Regions from separate parts of the Homo sapiens genome. Here region 1 is linked to region 2. Evidence: chromatin loops called from intact Hi-C (ENCODE). Cell type or tissue: HepG2. All regions are shown on one strand. Links, peaks and the distances in the headings refer to the core of each region. The heading gives the core; the rest is flanking DNA. Region 1 overlaps LMBRD1 (LMBR1 domain containing 1). Region 2 overlaps COL19A1 (collagen type XIX alpha 1 chain).

What was found. Peaks named below come from ENCODE experiments on the same cell type or tissue, not always from the same donor. Only the 100,000 strongest peaks of a DNase experiment are listed, where the experiment ranks them.
Region 1: it touches region 2 in a loop (4-fold over the local background); 2 of 110 quality-filtered maps call a loop at or near these places.

What each region holds. Positions count from the first base shown.
Region 1 is chr6:69,700,084-69,711,119 of GRCh38, reverse strand. LMBRD1 (LMBR1 domain containing 1) reads left to right here. Exons shown (of 16, transcript NM_018368.4): 10 at 9,167-9,231; 11 at 9,575-9,677; 12 at 10,251-10,355. It also overlaps the pseudogene NPM1P37. Among named protein-coding and RNA genes, the nearest start is that of LMBRD1, 91 kb to the left of the region's middle. In HepG2, for the core only: a CTCF peak has its summit at 4,968 (motif pointing left); no DNase peak of the experiment used is centred there.
Region 2 is chr6:70,103,271-70,114,306 of GRCh38, reverse strand. All of the region lies in intron 16 of COL19A1 (collagen type XIX alpha 1 chain), which reads right to left. Among named protein-coding and RNA genes, the nearest start is that of COL9A1, 190 kb to the left of the region's middle. In HepG2, for the core only: a CTCF peak has its summit at 5,857 (motif pointing right); no DNase peak of the experiment used is centred there.

The sequences.
Region 1 (11,036 bases), core at 1,756-9,755, 400 kb after region 2:
TCGGTGGTATTACAGTGTGTGTCTGTATCACAATTTGTTTATTCACTCACCCTTGTTGGTGGAAATTTGGGTTGTTTCTGGTTTGAGACTATAATGAATAATGCTAATATGAACACTTTTGTACAAACCTTTGTGTAGATGTGCTTTCATTCATTTCTTTTGGATAAATACTTGAGTAGAATTTTTGGATCTAACGTTTAATATGTTTATAAGAAACTGCCGAAGTTGTTTTCCAAAAGGGTTACAACCGTTTTGCATTCCCACAGCAATAAGAGATTGCCCATTGTTTCACATTCTTGTCAACTCTTATGTAGTGTCTGTAAGAGTTATTCTTATGAATATGCAGTAGCATCTCACAGTTTTGCTTTGCATTTCATTGGTGACTAAATGATATTTAGCATCTTTTTGTATGCTTATTGGCTATTTTCTGTAAAATGTGTGTTTAAATCTCTTGGCCATTTTCTAAATTAGGGTTTTCTATTATGAGTGAGATACAAGCGTTCATTATATAGTCTGGATCTAGCACTTTGTCACATATATGTATTGTATCGTCTCCTAGTTCGTGGCAAGTTTTCTTTATGTTTTTGGTTTCTTAACTGTAATTCAGATGTTTCTTAAATTTTGATGAATATTAATTTATATGTCTATTTTTGGTTCATATTTTTGTGTCCTCAGAAATGTTTGTCTATCCTAAGGTAAGAAACATTTTCTTCTAGAAATTTTGTAGATTTACATCTTATGCTTGGGATCATGACCCCATTTAAGTTACTTTTGTGCTATGGTATGACTTAAGGGTTAAGGTTCATTTTATTTTCTATGTGGATATCCAATTGTTCCAGCATAATTTTTTTTTCAAGACTATCCTTTGCTCATTGGCTTTCCTTGGAAGTTTTGTCAAATAAATTGATTGTAGTGTAAGTGTGGGTCTATTTCTGGAATCTCCATTCTACTCATTGATCTATATATGTCTTTATGCTAATACTTGGTTAATAGAGCTTTATAATCTGCCATGAAGTTAGGTAGTATAAATTATTCAGTTTTATTTTCCTTTTTCAAAATCATTTTGGCTTTGCCAAATCCTTTGCATTTTCATATAAATTTAAGAATCAATTTATAATTCCACAAAACATCCACTAGGATATCTATTGGGATTACTTTCACTCTTATAGATAAATTTGGGGGAGAATTGATATATTCTATCCATGAACATGATATCTATTTATTTACATCTTAAATTTCTCTCAGGAATGTTTTGTAGTGTTCAAAGTAGAGGTCTTAAAAATATCTTGATAAATTTACCTCTAAGTATTTTTTATAGTCTTGCAAATTATGTTGTTTAATTTCAGTTTTTAATATTTGTTGTTAGTATGTAGAAATTTGTCTTTGTATCTTACTCTTATATCCTGCAACCTGGTTAAATTATTAGTTCTAGTACCTTCATTGTAGCTTCCTTAGGAGGTTTTCTTTTATACATGATCATATCAGCTGCTAAAAGACAGTTTTACTTCTTCCTTATAAGATTTGTAATTGCTTTTATTTTTTACTTTTCTAATTTCACTGGCTGAAACCTCCAGTACAGTTATTCTTTTTGTTAGTAAATGTGTCATTTCTGAATATTGATCTAAATTTTTACCCATCTTTCCATGTCTGATCCTAAGTTAGGAATAGGGTAATAGGCATGCCTGAAGGAATCTCTAGGGGTACAAACTGATCGTTATGTAATTGAGGGTTTAATGTGTATTATGAGGAGATAAACACTGCTTTTTTTCCTTAAATGAGATATGAAGGTTGCTGTTCATTTATCTCTGTGTTTGTCTACAATTGGTGTAATTCAGAAATAGGAAGCCAAATTTTCAATTAATGTTTCTTTTCTTTTTTTTTTTTTGAGATGGAGTTTTGCTCTTGTTGCCCAGGCTGGAGTCCAATGGCGCAATCTCGGCTCACCGCAAGCTCCGCCTCCCAGGTTCAAGCGATTCTCCTGCCTCAGCCTCCTAAGTAGCTGGGATTACAGACATGTGCCACCACGCCTGGCTAATTTTGTATTTTTAGTAGAGACGGGGTTTCTCCATGTTGGTCAGGCTGGTCTGGAACTCCTGACCTCAGGCGATCTGCCTGCCTCAGCCTCCCAAAGTGCTGGGATTACAGGCTTGAGCCACTACGCCCAGCTCATTTAGTGTTTCTTAAACATTAACATTCAAGTCAAACTAGAGGAAGAAAGTGGATCTAGGTCCACTTGCCCTTCTATACAGCTCTCTCTGTGTATACTGAAGGTAATTTAAGACCTTTGAGAAGTTCCTGACATTAAATTTCTTAGAAGTTATGTTCTATCTCAAAATTTTGTGCCAGTGTTACCTTTTATTCTCTACTATAATTCATGTTTGTCTTATTATGAAATGAATTAAATTTAAATTTTTGCAAATGTAAAAAAAGTTACAATTTTTAAAATTAGTAGAGGATTTTTTTTTTTGTTCCCATGAAGATGCCTGTTGATCTTGTGATTGCCATGCATTTCCCTAGCATATACATAACTTATTTCAGAAGCATAGGCTTTGTGGTCACCTAATCCTGGGTTTGAGTCCTTGCTCTGCTCCTCACCAACTCTGTAACTTCTTACTTAAGCTTTTTGAACCTCACTTTTCTCATTCTTAAAATGGAATTATATACTTACTTTATTTTGTTGTGGGAATTAAATGAAATAATGTATGCAGTGCAGTTCCTTTTGATGTAAACAGCTCAGAAAATTGCAGCTGCTGCTGTTATAGTTCTATATGTAGGATTTTTGAAGTTCTTAAATCCTACCATGGAAATGAAGGGAGATTAGTTTTGTGCTGAAGACAATTATAAAAATAAGCACCTAATTAGAATAAGTTAATAGCTCTTTAAAACAGCCTTTATATATAATATTGAACACATTTCTAAGCCTACAGTCTGATGTTCATTAAATACTTGAATAAACTCTTCCCTGACAGAAGAGTATACTTTGAGCTTATACAGCTAATTGGCCTGGGTAACTTCTAGATCATTAGGTTTTAAATGTAACTTGAGATTTTACTATATATACTTCTTATGCTTATACACAAAATTATAAATTTATGTTTGTAATTATATTGCATATATTTTTTAGATTTTTTTATTGTGGTAAAATATATATGCCTCAGTCTATGATTTGGAATATTTTTAGGTGTATATTCAATAGCAGTAAGTACATTCACAATGTTGTGCAACCATCATCACTATTCATTTTCTGATCTTTTTCAAATGGAAACAATGTATTTATTAAACGGTAATTCTCCATTCCCTAGTGATTTCTCTTTTGCTCTCCATCAGTTTGCCTATTCTAGGTACCTGGAGTAAAGAACACAGGAAATATAACATACACAAAATTATCTAACAGTAAGATATTATTGAGACTAAATATGTCCATAATATCAACAAATGTGAATACACCTAACTCACCATTAGAAGAAAATTTGTATTTTCTTCAGAAAGAAGATAGATCCAATGTATGCTATTTAAAAGAGACACACCTAAAACAGTAGTTCAAAAGGACTAAAAATAAACGGTGTTTAAAGACATACTAGACAAATGGAAACAATAAGGAAACAATGATCCTATTAGACAAAATAGAATTCAAGCCAAAATACACCAATTGTAACAAAGAAGGACACATTTTATGGTAGATACAGTGCCTTTTTCTTCACCTAATGATGCCCTCATCCAGGAAACCTGTGACATTAAGTGGCAAAGGAACCTTACAGATGTAATTAAGGTTATAAACCTTAAGATATAAAGATTATCCTGGGTTATTCAGGTGGGCTCAGTCTAATAACATGAACCTTTAAAAGCAGAGAACTTTCTGGATTAGAGTCAGAGAGAAGTGATAAAGGGTACATCAAAGATATTCAAAGTGCGAGAATGACCTGACTTGCCATGACTGGTTTGAAGATGGAGGGGGAAATGTGACAAGGAATGCAAGCAGCCTTAAGAAACGGAGAGATGTTCCCAAATGATAGCTAACAAAGAAAGGAAAACTCCAACTCTACAACCTTAAGGAACTGAATGCCAGCCAACAATCTGAAAGAGCATGAAAGTATTTCTTTCCCAGAGTCTCCAGAAGGGAACATAGCCCTACTCTTGGTTTTGGGCCTGTGAGACCTCGAGCAGAGAATCCACTGAGCTGCACTGTGCACAGACAGCTGACCCACAGAAACTGAGATAATAAGTAGATGCTGTTTCAGGCCACTAAGTTTGTGGTGGTGTGTCATTGGCAGCAGTAGAAAATTTACACACTTTTAAATATGAAAAGCCACAATTTAGAATGAAGATATAATAACTGTGGTTATCTATGTACCAGTTAGCACAGCAGCCACCTTTATGAAAGCAAAAACTATGGGAGATTCCAGAAGGTAGAGATTGAAATATAATAGTAATAGGAGAATAACAGCATTCTCAGGGTAAAACATTTCAAGTGGATGAAATAGAGTAAGAATATAGAAGACCTAATAATCAGTAAGGTATAACTTACAACTTTTAAACTTTACATCTAGATAATAGAAAATAACCTTTTCTCCAAATGTACAGGGAACACAAAAGTTGATCGTATTATTAATTGTATCCTGAAGAAAGTATCAGGAAGTTTCAAACAGTAGATATATTACAAACAATTTTTCTCTGATTGCAGTGCGTTAAAACTAGAAATTGTAACAAAATCAATAGATTAACATACTTTTCACTTGAAAATTAACCTTATATTCAGCAACTTTTGAGTGAAAAGAAAGGGGAAATAAATTACAGAATTTCTAAAAGTTAATGATAATTGAAACATATTAGAGTCTGTGGGATACCTTTAAAATAGAGATCAGTCCCTGATGTGATTCTGTCCTGTGCGGCTGTTCTCTTGAGCTGTGGTTGTTTATCTCCATCTGCCTTCTCTCCCACCTAAGTGTGTGCTGCCACCTGATGGAAGATTTGATGGACATGGACATAAACCCCCGGAGGCCCTGGAACTATCTATTTGGTTGTGAACTACAGGCTGACAAAGATTATCACTTTAAGGTGGATAATGATGAAAATGAGCACTAGTTATCTTTAAGAACGGTCAGTTTAGGGGCTGATGGAAAAGATGAATTACACATCGTTGAAGCAGAGGCAGTGTATTACAAAGGCAGTCCAATTAAAGTAACACTGGCAACTTTGAAAATGTCTGTACAGCCAACAATTTTCCTTAGGGGCTTTGAAATAACACCACCAGTGGTCTTACGGTTGAAGTGTGGTTCAGGGCCAGTGCATATTAGTGAACAACATTTAGTAGCAGTGGAGGAAGATGCAGTCAGTAGATGAAGAGGAGGAGGATGTGAAACTCTTAAGTATATCTGGAAAGTGGTCTGTCCCTGGAGGTGGTAGCAAGGTTCCACAGAAAAAAGTAAAACTTGCTACTGATGAAGATGATGATGATGATGATAATGATGAAGATGGTGATAATGATGATTTTGATAATAAGGAAACTGAAGAAAAATCACCAGTGAAGAAATCTATATGAGATACTCCAGCCAAAAATGCACAAAAGCCAAATCAGAATGGAAAAGACTCAAAACCATCATCAATACCAAGATCAAACGGGTAAGAATCCTTCAAAAAACAGGAAAAATCTCCTAAAACACCAAAAGGACCTAGTTCTGTAGAAGACATTAAAGCAAAAATGCAAGCAAGTATAGAAAAAGGTGGTTCTCTTCCCAAAGTGGAAGCCAAGTTCATCAATTATATGAAGAATTGCTTCCGGATGACTGACCAGGAGGCTATTCAAGATCTCTGGCAGTTGAGGAAGTCTCTTTAAGAAAATAGTTTAAACAATTTGTTAAAATTTTTCTGTCTTACTTCATTTCTGTAGCAGTTGATATCTGGCTGTCCTTTTTATAATGCAGAGTGGGAACTTTCCCTACCATGTTTGATAAATGTTGTCCAGGCTCCATTGCCAATAATGTGTTGTCCAAAATGCCTGTTTAGTTTTTAAAGACGGAACTCCACCCTTTGCTTGGTCTTAAGTATGTATGGAATGTTATGATAGGACATAGTAGTAGTGGTGGTCAGACATGGAAATGGTGGGGAGACAAAAATATGCATGTGAAATAAAACTCAGTATTTTAATAAATTTAAAAAAAAGAGAAATTAATAGCCTGAAACACACTTACCAGTAAAAGTGGAAAAAAAAAAAACAAATGTCCAATCCCAAAAAAGCTAGCAGAAGAACAAAAGGAATCACACAGAAGAAAATAAGATAAAAGCAGAAAGCAGTGAGGTAGGGAGAAGAAAAACAGATGAATTACAACAGTCCCTCTATATCTGCAGATTCTGCATTTGCAGATTCAACCACCCATGGATTGAAAATAGAGTCCTAATTTAGTACTAATAAAGTAATGATTTCTGCATATGCATATGTTTTAATTAATAGACAGACCACTACCTAACTTCATTAAAAGGAACCAGGGCTGCTTGGAGAAATGTCTGATTCTAGGACTGTGGCTGGGAAAGCACTTAATAAGCTTGGAACATCTGATGCCAGAAAGTAAGAAGTGTTTAAGAGAATAGTGGGCGTATAATAAAAGGAACCAGTTTGTAGGGGCTCCTATTGCCTAAATCTGGGACCATTTAGGTATCAAAATAATGATAATAACAGATGATAACTAATTGAATAAAATATAAGTCTATATTGACATAAGTAAATACATTAGTAAATGATGGGGAAGGGAAACCTCTTCCCTACAGTAGAATTCCAACAAATAAATATAGAAGCAATTAGAAAACCAGCATTTGACAAATACCACAGAAAAAAACGTATTGTTTCTGGGAAGAGGCATCAGTGGATACAAAACTTGAAATTAAAAGTTTGGTGAGAACAAGATTTTGCATATTCTGAAAGTATCTCACCACAAAACATATTAATTACAGAGGGGGAAATAATAATTGTACAATGGAGAAACCTGACTGAAACCACCTTACTACATGATTTAAGTTAAGCTCATCAGTAATGGGGCAAATAGACATGACTGTGCCACTTGATATGATGTATTGAGAAGGACTCAACACTTCTCTGTCTGTGTCATTTCTGGAAAAAAGCATAATCTAAATATAATCATGAGAAAATAGGCAATCCAAATTGAGAGACATTCTACAAATTAACTTCCCTGGACTCTACAAAATGTCAAGGTTATGAAAGACCTCGTTCAAGAGAAATTGATATATAATAATTAAGACTTGTTCAAAAGAGAATGATAAGGTAACATGTTAAAATTTGGAGAATATGAGTGAAGTGTATAGTGGAATTCTTTGTATTGTTTTTGCATATGTCTTATTCCATTTTTATTGATGTTACCTCTATAGTTTAATTTTTATTTCAAAATTGGCATTATAGCTAGAGTATAATATGTAGCTTTTAGGTCAACCCAATGTGGTCATCACTGACATGATTTTGTAACTACTAATTTAAGTTCTAGTATTTAAGTATGTATAGTTTTCTTGGTCTTTATAAAATATTTGTATTTTTTACATTTGTTCTGTGTTCTGTTAAGTCACTGATTAAGCAGTCTAACTCTGGGTCAGTCATCTCTACAGATTTGGAAGATAGCTAAGAGGGTTTTTTTTTTAATTTTAAATTTTTTTTTTTTTTTGCCAAAATGGATACCAAAGAGAGGGAATCTTAACTTCAAATGCTGTTTCTATATCATGTTCTCCTACTACTAATTGGCATTTCATAGTTATACTGCTACAAACTATTTTTTGTTAACAGCTATTAGGAAGGAATGTTTTTCACTTGAGAATCCTAAGTATAAGTCTGTGTTGCTTTTCAGTTCACCACAGTACCAAATATAGATGCCTGAATCCAGTAGAAAAAAAAGTATAACTCCTTTATACCCTCTACTAATGAGCAGTTGTTACTATAAAGGAGTCACTTCAAAATCTTTTGCAATGAAACCCTTTTTAAATAATGAATTCTCTTGCGGAATCCTAGCATGAAAAATAGTACATGCAATATCACTCTCTTTTCAAGAGATGACTATAGCCTTCTTGGACCCCTCTCGTCAACTCTCTCCTTCCCAGTGAGCCCCAAAGGCACCCAGCCATAACTGAAGAATTCCCCAGAGCACAGGTCCAAAATTACTTCCAAAAATCATCTTTTCAGGCTAGGTAGTTTCATGTGTTACTTCTTTTATTCTCTCAGGATTCTAAAATTTACTTCCACAGTCCTGTGAAATAAGATGAAAAAATCTCCCTACCATTCATGATTTCATAACATTCATTGATCTATTTATATCAATTCCAGTTAAAGGAGGAGCCCAACACACTTAACTGTGCTTACTGGGACTCTTCTTTTTGGATCTGGTCTTGACAACTCTTTAGCCCAGTTGTCCCCGCAACTTGGGGAAGATTTCGGGGAAAAAGAGCTTAGGTTTTTGCTAACATAGATTTCAACTCTTTTATATTCTGAAACTTTTCATTAGAGACTCAGTTATAATATTTTTCTTCCTCTTTTTCTACCATCTTTAATATAAAGTTCATACAATTGGGAGAAATATGTTCCACTACTTACAGTGCTTAGGACATTTTTTCCACAGAAACATTGTTTTACCTGACAATTTTTTCAGTGTTGTTAGTACTCTGTTTCAGGAATAGTATCACTTGTATAGGCTTTTATGGATTGTAATATAATTTAACCACTATATATATCATTTATATATATTATTACTTCTATGGGAAAATGTTCTAAATTTTCTATTTTAACTAACAGGGTAATATAACCTGCATTTCATGGTTTTGGGGTGTGTGTGTGTGTGTGTGTCTGTGTGTTAGTCATAATGTACTTTTCAGTCTCATTTCAGTGTAATAGAATAAAGACTTTGTATTTGGTCTAACAAAGAGTTTCATTTGTTTACTTATTAGTGAAGACTTTTCAAATGCTTTGTCTCTTTTATGTACATGTTCTCAATCAAATAGTCTCATAATGAAAATTCAGGTATAAATGCCTGGAATTGTATACTAAGTTAAAATGTATCTTAGATTGTTTTTGTTAGATCATTGTCATATTCTAGCAACTCATATTGAATATAATGATTTTGTGCTTTTAATATCAACTTTTAGAACTATATTTTAATGAATATATTTTTGCTTTTAGATCGTCTGGGGAATATTTTTCATCTTAGTTGCATTGCTGTTTGTAATTTCTCTCTTCTTGTCAAAGTAAGTACAGTAGACACATTTTCTAAAGCACTTATACAAATTCTATGATAATATACATTTTGTTGCTGAATGCCATTAGTGTAGGCTGTTCATCTTAAGTAGCTTTTTTACTTGAAGTGTTCTATAGCATTAACTCAAAGAATGGCTAAAACGTCCAATAATAGAGTGTTTCTTTATTCTCCATCAATTGAACAATAGCTGTGAGATATTTAAGTGAGGTTTAATTTGTTATCCATTGTTTTCTTTGACTCAGGTGTATTTGCATGCTTAAATTATATTTTTTCTAAATTTGCTGAAAATTTGATAGTATAACATAAATTTCATTCTTTGTAATTTTTTTTAGTTTAGATAAAGCTCTTCATTCAGCTGGAATAGATTCTGGTTTCATAATTTTTGGAGCTAACCTGAGTAATCCACTGAATATGCTTTTGCCTTTACTACAAACAGTAAGTAAAATATCAATCATTTTATACTGTAGCTGCTAGAGTATAAAATGCTAGAGTCTAGCAAACATTCTGACATCCTGTTGCACATAAAATTATTATGCTAAAAACCTATGAATAGTTTGACATATGCTTATATTATTTTCTAGTTTTACTTTTTATTTGCCTGTAATTTACACACTGACATGTTGCTTTAAATATCATATTGATATATTCCTGGACTTTTATGTTATACATAATTTGACTTGGGATATATTATATAACATGAGGTGACCTTCTCCAAATTATTTTTGGTATTAATATTTAATCAAGTCTTTTATCTCATAGATAAATGCAATTTTAGTTTAATTTGCTTTAGTATTTTTCTTAAGATAATGGTATTAAAAATTTTGGTAATAGTTTGGTACTTGTTAGTTTTTTGAGGATTTTTTTTTAAGCACAGTAGCCTAATCTAAATCAAGGTTGATACTGTAAACATTTGCCGGATGAGAATAATGAAGTTTTTAGCTTATTTTATATGACTGTTAGAGTGCTTATAGTTTATATGTTAAATTTAATTTCATCTTTTTTTTTCAGGTTTTCCCTCTTGATTATATTCTTATAACAATTATTATTATGTACTTTATTTTTACTTCAATGGCAGGAATTCGAAATATTGGCATATGGTTCTTTTGGATTAGAGTAAGTATATATTACAGTATTATTTTTTTCTCATCATTTTGTGTGTGATCTCCATAATTACAAATTATCTTAGATTTAGAATATAGTAGCTGTATCTTTATACCACAAGTGAGAGAAATACTAGCCTTTTCACTTCATGTTGACATAAAAGTACTTTTTATCTAGAGCAGTGGTTCTTAAATGGGGGTGATTTTGCCCCCCGGAAACATTTGGCAATATCTAGAGATATTTTTAGTTGTTATAATTGGGGAATGCTAGTGGCATGTAGTGGGTAGGGGCCAGAGATTCTATTAAAAATCCTGTAGTGCATAGGGCAGACTTACCTAGCCTAAAATGTCAATAGTTCCATGGTTGAGAAACCCTGGTCCAAAAGTTATATTATTTCTTAGTAGAAACACATTCGAATATAATAGATACACTGAAGCTCAAAAGATAGCCCTCCCTATTAGTAAAGATTACCATATCATTGGTTATTTTCTTCAAATGCTTATTTTGAGATAAATTAACAATTTTAAAATGAAGCTGTATCAGGTAGACACTACTTCCAGCTGTGGGTAAAAGAGAACTCAGTTAAATAGTGGCTTGAACTAATAAAAGATTTCTTGCTATGGAAAAAAAGAATCTAGTATTGCTTCAGTAGCTCAAAAAGTCAGATCCAATATCTCTGTAATTCTTTGAGTA
Region 2 (11,036 bases), core at 1,548-9,547:
GATGGGAAAATAAAATACCAATCATCTTAAAGCTGGTTTTTAAACAATCGAGCAGGGCATCGTGTGGTGAAAGATCACAGGATTAATGAGGTATACAATCACTAAGGGCCAAGAAAAGAATGGTCTGAGACTTGGTGTAGACATGCCTTTTGAAAGGGCTGGGCACAGTGGCTAACACCCACAATGCTAGCACTTTGGGAGGCCAAGACGGGCAGATTGCTTGAGCTCAGGAGTTCGAGACCAGCTTGGGCAACATGGTGAAACTCTGTCTCTACTAAAATACAAAAAATTAGCAGGGCATGTTAGCGTGCACCTGTAGTCCCAGCTACTTGGGAAGCTGAGGCAGGAGAATTGCTTGAACCCAGAAGGCAGAGGTTGCAGTTAGCTGAGATCACGCCACTACACTCCAGCCTGAGTGACAGAGCAAGACTCCATCTCCAAAAAAAAAAAAAAAAAAAAAAAAAGAAAGACTTGGATGACAAGAAGAGTCAAGAGGAAAGTGACCAGAATGGGAGAGGGGTAAGGATAAGAGAGAGGAACAACACAGAGACACAAGGAAGTTCAAAATCATGGAGGGCTTCTACTAGAAAGAGAGCAGGAGAAAGAAAGATCAGAGTTAGGCTGAGATGGAAAAGGAAGGAAGTTAACAATCTCAACCAGCATCTTAAATAACTTTTGAGGTTTCAATAATGCCAAATGAAGGGCAAGGAGCCTTCGCGCTTATAAGATGGTGGAAGAAAAGAAAAAATAAATATAGTCAAAGGAGGTGGAATAAAATACTAGCTAATCAAGAGAGTATATTGCTTGGGGATGATTTTGGTGCACAGAAACTCCAAGGAGCATGAAATTGCAGTGGATAACAGTTGTGGGAAAGTTGTCTCACTCAGGGAAAATGAAATATCCTTCACTTAAGACTACAATAGTGCCATTGTATTCTGTTGTGGAGGAGAGATTGTGTATTAGCATTGCAGGAGTCTGAAGAATTTAAGTGATACAGTACAATGGTTTAAGCATTTATCAAGGACATCTTTTGGGAATTTCCCCTACAAAAGATAATAACAGTTTAGTTGGAAGCTGGCAGCGACATGCTTATTCTTGGTGAATGTCTGAAAATTCTGAGCAGTGCTGTGATCCATGATCTTGTCTTGTCTCGCTAGCTTTTCCCCCACCTTGGCATATACTGGCACCATACCTTGAAAGATCTATAGCTCCTAAGTGTCTCAGTCTAAGATATCGCTAGCATCCCTGGTTCACAAGTTCAGAGGCAGTGCGATTAACAGGTGAAGGATTGCAGCAAAGGCAGCTCTGGATGTTGAATGAGAATTTTTCACATCTGCCACTTTGGACATTTTTCAAACTCGTTCCCCCGTGTATTCCAGGAAAGTGTTCACTTGAGCTGGGCTTGTCTGCTTCTGGCCTGCATACTGAGCTGTGTAATTGAGGGAACTCAAGCATAGGCCGTTTATGGTTGTATGAATAAGCAAAATACTCAATATGTGATCTGATTGTCTTCCAAAATTGCACAGTCCCTGGTTTCACTTGTCATTTTGGAACAGAAGTGGGAGGATGAGACTGTGACAGTGAATGCATTCAATGGGCATAATTAACCCATTTCATAAAAGCAGATTTTCTAAATTATGCTAGGAAGCTTGTAGATTTTTTAACACTTTGTTTTCTAAGGCAGAAAAAAATATATTTAAAGGTACTTATTTCCCCAGATATCAACCTAATTGGTGTAAAGCCCACTGCCTTATTGATAGAGTGGGACATTTTGACTGATCTCCATGGCATGATAGTTAGAAAAAAAAAGATTCCTCCCCTAATGCTGCTATTCTGCTTATCCATCCATAAAATGTTTCATACTCATCTCTCCCCAGTATGTCCTGAAAAAGGAAAAATATTATTTGTCAGTGTCCTGCAATATAAGGAGCAGCAGGAATCTTTAGAGTGCCTTGCCACCCACAGATGCAACATCAATGACCCAGTACAAGGTGATAAAAGCCACAGGGGCATGAAAACTAGCAAGGAGGGGAATGTGTGAAACAAATTATTTGTATCCAGTGGTGTCCTCAAAAGATCACCACCAACAAAAACCATACCTTAGGAACAACTGTGCCTCCATCCCCTTGTTTGACCTCAGGAATTTTTCAATATGCCACCAAAATCTGGAGGAAAGATGGCTTACATGGACCCCACAGGCAGCCCACACCTATGAATGCTTTGAGTTTCCATTTACTGTAATTAGGTGATAACATTCATTCTCTTTAAAAGTGTTGGTAGAATGACAACTCTTCCTGAGTTAAGAAAATGCAAGTTTCAAGGCACACTGCTGGGACTTAAGATAACCAGGCTGGTGGCACTAGCTTATACACTGCCAAGTTACATAGAGGCCAAGAGCATGTGCACAATTTGAATAGCTGGGGACATTCTGGGCAGCTCTGGAATAATTGGGTGATTGTGGTCCTCACTTTCAACTCAAATGTGTGATGTTAAGGTCTCTCCCTTATCTATAGGTTGTGCTAATGATAAATCTACAAATGACAATTCTTGGCTCAGCTGAACACCATGGTTATAGACAGTGTGCTCAGGAAAGTTCTAAAAAATAGTTAATAATTTTAGTTTTAAAACACGTGGCCCCATTCCACAAAGGATTTCAGTCAAAGGAGAAGATACTGATGATATCAGCCAGTGAAGAAGTAATCAGTGATATTAACTGTTACTAATCCCATAGAATGTTTTTCCTGCTTCTTAAAATGAATTTGAACTATTCTAAGCATGCTGAAAAGTACAGAAAATAATATAAATTGCAATGAGTCCAAAATCCTATGTTGTCAAATATTAACAATTTTGCGATATTTGCTTTGGGTCTTTCTACTTTTTAATGAATTCATTACAGACATAGCTGAAGACCCTTCAAATCTTATTTTCTGCCAACTTTTCTTCCATGTTTTAGGTCCCCTAGACAATGCTGAAAACTTGTTGCTTCTCTAGTTATATAATTTCCTTCAGTCTTTACTTTGATCATACTAAGCTATAGTTACTGATGTGCAGAGAAAACTGACTGCAAAAATTGAGCTGAGCTCCTTATTCATCAGGACCTAGAATATTCTTATTAAATGAAAATAATCTTTTCTTGCCTACCTCACAAAGATATACAGCAGTAAAATTACATACAGTATGGAGATCCTCTTGGAAACTATATCATCAAATGCAAACTATAAGATTATTTAGGAAACAAATATCCCGTTCTGAAAATTAAGGTTCTAATAAATCTGACTGGCCTTTGACTTCTCAAATCTTAATGTTTACCCAACACAAAGAAATGATGTTGAATCCAGGCACCATCACAACTAATTACAAGTTTGGTGACCACAGATCAAGGATTTCAAATAGTCTGTCTCATCGTTGCTGTAAATAACACATGTCAGTCCAGATGTCTTAATAGTTGGTTTCAAGAACATAATACAAGATGAAACAAGCAGTCAGTGGCTGTACAAATATAATATTTTTTCCACCATAATGTTACCACTATTAGTAAAAAACACAGGAAGTCAGAAAGTGACTAATAATGTCCTACTGCTGCTGTCCGTAGGGAGAGAAAAAGAGAAATAATTAGAAAATAAAACCTGAGAGCCAGTTTTCAAAATCTCAACCTGATATCCCCAGCTGCCTCACATGCATGTCTATGTATTCTGTGGTCACACAAGGTGACACTGGAATTTTAGCAATGTTGGGAACAGCTGTTTTGTCTGGGACCATTACCCCCATGAGGGACAAGTGGCAATAAACATGATTAACTAGCCATGTCTCCATTTTATAGGTCTTATGTGTCTATATTTTTAAATCTGAGAAAGTGTCATCTTACTTTTTTTTAAGAAATGAAATTCCTATTCCCATTGACTCAAATAAATTGTTAGGTTCATTTTCTCTGAAGATATTACATTGCACAGACTTTAGTCATTTAACAGAAGAGATTGTGGTTCTCTTGCTGAAAGGAAAACTGAGCAACATGACTAAGCCCTGATCAGTTCAAGCTTCTAGAAGGGATGTTAAGAATTTGAATTGGATTCCCATTGATACATGATGAGCTTCAAAATGCATGTAGTCACATTCAAGGTATTCTGAGGGTATTTTAACAAGTGATCAAATGTTTCACTGAGACAGTTTTTGTCATCTGCTTTATTCAGCAGTCCAAAAATGTGTTTTGGGACACTAAATTGTTTTAGAGGTGGGTCCTGCTATATGCTGAAAATAATAACTTTCCTTTCAGTTTTCAGTGCATAGTAAATAAAGTTGGAGACGGAAGATACTCAAGTTGAGAACAGCGATGGATAAGGGGGCACAAGTGCCGGAAGGCACTTAGTTCTATGGCGTTTTGAGGGTATGTATTTTCATTGCCCCAACTGTTCAACTGACTCAACCTATAGCCTATCAGAAAGGAAACATCAGATTTAGCTGTGGGGAAAAAGAAAAGACTTAGATGTGATGAAATTCTCCATCTCTAATGACCAAAGTGATATCCAGTGGATTCAGACAAGACTGAAATTAAATGGGCTACAATCAAACCTTTGTCAATTTTGTTTTCTTTCAGCAAACAAGCCTATTCCCCGTCCACTCAAAGACTAAAGATAATGGGCTAAAAACAATATTACCTTCAGAATAATTTATTTGAATCAGTAGGAACAGTAATTTCATCACATAAAAAAATCAAACCGCTGCAGATACACACACACACACACACACACACACACACACACACACACACTTACAAAACGGAGATGTAACTGGTTATTTCATGGCTACGTGTATCTCTCCACTTGCCCCCCAACCCTTCTTTTCCATTCTTATAAGGCCCTATATGATGAAGCCATTCAGCTCCCAAATCTTTTCTGGCACTATTCTTTTCTTAGCTCCTTTATGTTTATTGAATACATCAAGCTTTTCCCCACCTGAAGCTCTTTGCAAGTCCTGATATTTCTGTTTGGAAAGTTCTTGCTCTGGCCCTTACATGGCCAGCTCCTTCTCAAGGAATGTCTTCTGCTCAGAGACACCTCCCTGGACCACCTCAATTAGATGGTAATGAGAAGAACATCTCCTCCTTCCAAATCATTATCACATTACCCAGTTTATTCCCCCCATAGCACCTCACTCTAAACCGAAATTGTTTTGTCTATTTATTTAACTGCTTATTAACCATTGGTGTACTGCCTCACCACAGACAGTAAGTTATAAAGAAAGGTAGAGACCTTATCTGTAGTTTGTTGTTGCTTTGTGTTTTTAACCACTGTATATTCAATGTTTGTAATAGTGATTAACACATAGTAGATAGGCCATAAGTATTTGTTTAGTAAATAAATTAAATTTTACACCCTAAATTTACTCTTTTAATTGTGCAAACTGATGTATAATTGTAACTTTCAGGACTGTGCAATGATTCATGCTTTAAAGGTAGAAGAAGTTCTACACTGAAGTTAAAATTAAAATAGAAACATGAATGTACATGTTTCAAATCAGACTTGTTTTAGAAAAGAAGCATATGTTTTGTTGGAGTAAGCTCCCAAAAATTAATGCTGCAGAGTTTTATTGGTATTGTACAATAGAAGGGCATTTTAGAGATCCATGAAGTAGGTATGGATTTTTACCTCAAAAGAGCATCAAGTTGACATTGAAAATGACTGCTGATGAAATAGCACTTATATTTAAATTTCAAGGTAAGCATAAATGTAACAAAATCCTGAAAATAATTTTTTAAAAATCATATGGATTTATAAGCTTCAAACATCGAAAAATTTCCATTCCTCTGACATCCTTCAAAGAGCTATTGTCATTCTTTGACTAGAGCTTTTCCTATGGAAACAGTAGATGGAGCTGTTGCCCCATGTTACAAAATTTTTTGAATTTCTGTTTTCAACTGAAATTGCTATGCACACAAATGTGACAAATGGAGCCCACTGCTCAATTCTCATACTGCAATAATGAAACAATGCATAAAAACAATACCAGAAGAAAAAAAGAAAGAAAATAAAAAGTCTTGCCTGTAGCAGAAGAAATAATAACACAATTTTAAATTAGTGTGGTTTTTAATAAACGCTTTTTCCAGTAATGATGAATGAGAAGTAAAGTTAATGTCAAATGGATGGGCTAATACCTACTTCCTTTAATGGCTCATTAGTTAAATTCTCCTACTTTCTCTCCTGCTCCGCCTCATTTCCAGCTGCTTTCCTCTCTTTTCTAAAGGAACTGAAAACCAGAATACTTTGAAATAAACAAAGGCATTCCAAGTCTTGAGACTTTCCAAGTCTCATTATCATAACATAAGTCTATTACTTTCCACTGCTTATGCTACTCAGATAACTGGAAGGTTTTTAAAAAAGACAAGCTTTTATTGGAGTGTGAGGAAGGACAGTTGAGACTTAGAGAACATCACAACTAATAAAATGCAACAGCTCAGATGGTAAAGGAACAAGCCCCACAAGCAAGGAAGAGGCTGTAAATCTCGGGAGAAAAAACATCACTGACTCTTTAGACCTGGTTGTTATTGTTACCTAATTGGGAATAACTTTTGGATCTCTTCATGACGTATCTAGAATAAGTGTGACATATGCAAAGTGATCTTTTATTTCAGCAATTCATTGATAGACATTCAAATTTCTGTTAACTAGATTTTTGGAGAACTGTAAAGAGAGAAAAGAAGTGTTGGTTTAATTACTGATTGAAGACAATCTCTTCTCTCTACAGTGTGAATGGGTGTTCAGAATAATAACAGTGGAACTAAGATACATTTAGATAGAGCTTTACATTTAGAAGAAAGTTCTTTCATATCAATGACATTGGGCTCTTGTAGCCACTGTGGGAAAAAGTAGGTGGGGTAGGTGCTATTATTTCAAATTTACAGAAAAGAAAATGGAGACAAGGAAACATTAAGAAAATTGTTCCAGGACAAGCTAGTGAGGAGAAGGACTAAGTTCCTCACCGCCATCCTATGCTATCCTATACCATCTCGCTGTCTGGAGTCAGGATAGTGCCATTGATTGCAACGGAAAACTCAAACATTGTTCTAGGTATGATGTTTGAGGAAGAATAATCTTAGTTGAACTGTAAACTAGAAGCTTGTCTTTCACACCTGAAGTCTGGCAGAATAAAGGTTTAGGGATCAGTTCCTGTGTTTCAGTTCTGTCTTCACTGCTTGTGTCATCTTGGGTAAGTTACTTGACATTTCCAAGTATCATTTACCCCATTATAAAATGAAGATAATTTCTACTTTTCAAGATAGTTGTAAGGATTCCCTAAGACACTGGAAATACAGTACTTAATGCAGAGCTCGTGATGGTAATACATTCTCCTGGTCTGCTTCATCCCTCTTTCCTCTGAACCTGTTTCCTCAGGAGTTAGTGCTATTTCCTTCCCGAGGGAGATGCTTAGCCCTCTCATACTGAAAAACTGTTCTCAGTCGTAATCTTTATGTATTGAAATAAATCCAAGAGATCTCTATGTAATAGTTTCCCTCCAATGAAGAATATTCGCTTAGGACAAGATAGCAGAAGTTACATGGGACACTTTGGGAGCTTTTTCCTTTGTATAGGTAAGATCAGCTCTGGTTTTTAACAAGGAATTGGACAAATACTTTACAAAAATACATTGTAGCTAGCTCTGTTAACCAGGTTAGTCACTGTTCAATGACAAGCACTCTGATTAAGAATAGTTTCATTATATGCATATTGCATGTGTATAAATTTCAAATAAGTCCTAAAGACACAAAAAGTTGCTATTGAATAATAGTTAAGCTAAATTGGAGTGATATACATGACTTTCCATGAAACACTGATTCACAAAGATAATTTAATAATGTTAGTTTAATAAAACTAGTGTTAGTAAATTTTCCATTATTAGAAATCTTTTTTCCCTAGGAGATATAATGTCTCAGGGGACAAAACGTTGTCCTCTTACACACACACACACACACACACACACACACACGCACACACTTAGCTATTTGTCAGAAATTATTTTGGTAAACAAGTTGTCCTTTTGGTACAAACATTTTGTAAGAAACTGAGAATATACTAATTTGGCTTCAGAACAAATAATCAAGTAGAAGGACTGGTTAAAACACTTTATTTGAATTGCTTCAGGCCATTGGGGACTTAGAGTCCCTTCAATTCAAGATTTTTAAAGTCTTCACTGACACTCCCCCGAATAACAACACTATGTTTGATTTCAGAAACATCTTAAACCCCCAAAGGGAAGAACATTTTCTTATAAAGTATGCTGTTATTAAAAAAATAAAAAAATCATGCCTCCTGGTAATTCCTATTCCTTTGTTCTTTGCAGACAATCATGCTGACTAGAATAAAGTCTCCCTCCAACTTTCCTAAAGACTAATTGCTCAAACATAATGTTTAAATGATATAAAATATTCACTTATTTGAGGGATATTACATAGTATTTAATTACTGTTTGACAAGAGACAAAATTAAAATTTTTTAAAAAATACATTTCACATTTTCATAAGATATTCTAACACATGCTTCAGGATTCTCACATACTGGCCACTGGGGCGAGGTATATACTAACTCCAGTAACAATTAGAAAAACTGTAGATCCTACCAACCCGTCTCTTGTTCTCTTCTTGACTTCCTTCTTGCTATAAAGTAAGATGCATGTCATAAAGGGTTCAATGTTGGAAAAGAAATATAAATGAAAAACAATAATGTTTTGATCTAAAAATGTCCACAATTAAGGGGGAACATCTCTTAAGCTATTTGTAAATTGTAATAAAATACAAATAGCTCCCTGGGAAATCCTAAGAGATAACAAGTGCTCTGCTGATACTTTAAAAATAGTGAATACTGGCCAGGCACGGTGGCTCACACCTGTAATCCCAGCACTTTGGGAGGCTGAGGCGAGTGGATCACGAGGTCAAGAGATCGAGACCATCCTGGCCAACATGGTAAAACCCTGTCTCTACTAAAAATACAAAAATTGGCTGGGCGTGGTGGTGCGCAGCTGTAGTCCCAGCTACTCGGGAGGCTGAGGCTGGAGAATTGCTTGAATCTGGGAGGCAGAGGGTGCAGTGAGCCGAGATCATGCCACCAAAGTAAACACTTTGTCTTCTGCATAGATTTTTTCCTAATTTTTCTAACAAATTGGGTATTTTATTATATTTAAAAAGTTAATAAACCATTTTTTTCAAATATTATGTTCCCAGGATTTAATGAACACTGTGTGTCAGACCCATAGCTGAGTTTAAGTTCTAAATCTATATTTGAAATAAAAATAAGCACCTCTCTCCCCCAAACACTCTGGCAACAAACTAAAGTCTGCGGAATTGAATATTATAAATCCTATCATACAGTCACATGTTTTTTAATCTTCTGAATTCTTCAGTAAACTCATTTGATCTATAGTTGAGAACTCATTCCAGAATTCGGTGTAATCCTCTTCTCTCCTACACATTTGGCAAGCTTGTCATAAAGGCCTTCAACATTCAAATTCCTCCTTTGAGACAACAATTAGCCTGTCTTAAAAGCAGCATCATAGGTTTAGAAAACTACACGAAGGTCTAATCTTGCCTGTTAGCATTCACCAGCTTTTCTTCTTTAAAGCATGAAACAATTATTTTAAAGATCTTACAATGTGTTCTCTGTTTTGCCTAAAACTTTGAAATAAAAATCAACAAAACTGATGCCTTTAAAAGACTAGATTCTAGCATACTGATATGGTTTGGCTCTGCGTCCCCAACCAAATCTCATGTTAAATTGTAGTCTTCAGTGCTGGGGGAGGAACCTGGTGGGAGGTGATTGGGTCAAGAGGGTGGTTTCTAATGGTTTAGCACTATCCCCCTAGTGCTGTCTTGTGAGTGAGTTCTCACGAGATTAGGTTGCTTAAAAGTGCACTTCCCGCTTCACACTCGCTCTTTCCTGCTGCCATGTGAAGATGTGCTTGCTTCCCCTTCTCCCTTCTGCCATGACTGTAAGTTTCCTGAGACCTTCCCAGTCATGCCTCCTGAACAACCTGTGGAACTGTGAGTCAATTAAGCCTCTTTTCTTTATAAGTTACCCAGTCTCAGGTAGTTCTTCATAGCAGTATGAGAATGGACTAATGCAGACACCCAGCTCATGCTTCCTCACCCCCTCATTCCCCCAATGTGCTTTTATATAACAAATATCAATTGGCACCAATGCATTGTTAATAGGACAATCCACTAGAATGGCTAAAGTGAAATGAAATCAATGACAGGACAGCAATCATGTTCATTTTTGGCAGGTGAGCACATCCTAAGAGATTCCTAGGGTACTGGGTTGAGGCCCTCTAGTGGTGGTGCAGGGTGTTTTTGGTCTTTAGGTCACTTACCTGGTTTTAATTTTTTCGTCTACAAAATATATTCATTTGTTACTCAGTCATTAAATAAACAATAATCACATGCTATAGGCTAGAGACTGTTCTAAGCAATGGTGAGAAAATAGAGGTTCAAAAAAGTCACAGTGCAGTGGTCAGACAGATGAGGAAAATAAGAGTCCAAAGTAACATGCCGTGTCTGTCCGAGGTGTAAGATACAGGACCATGGGAGGAAACCTCAAATGCTGAGAGCACTGGCAAAGCTTCTATAGGAGAAATGTTTGAGCTGAGTCATGAAGATAGAGAGAAGCATATATAGGCCTACTGGAGAACATTTGCAAGTGATGGCATTTTTGAAATAGTAAGCGAAGATTACTGATTACAAAAGAAGGAAGGGCATAGAGGAGGATAGGCCAAGGCAGGTAAAAGGCAAACCATGAAGGGCCCAGAATGGCATGTAGAGGATGTGGAATCCATCTTTCTTGAAGAAAAAAGAAGCGATTGAGGAATTTAAAATCAAATAGTTTTAAGCTTTTAGAGAATTTTAAGCCATCCAAGCCCACCTAGATGCTGTCATGATTTAGAGGTTTTGCTCCACTTGGAGAAGGTAGAGGCAATGAGACCAGCTCTCAGATGACTTCAAAAATATAGGTTCAAATTGACAGAGGTCTAAACTAAGGCCGTTGACAGTGAAGACG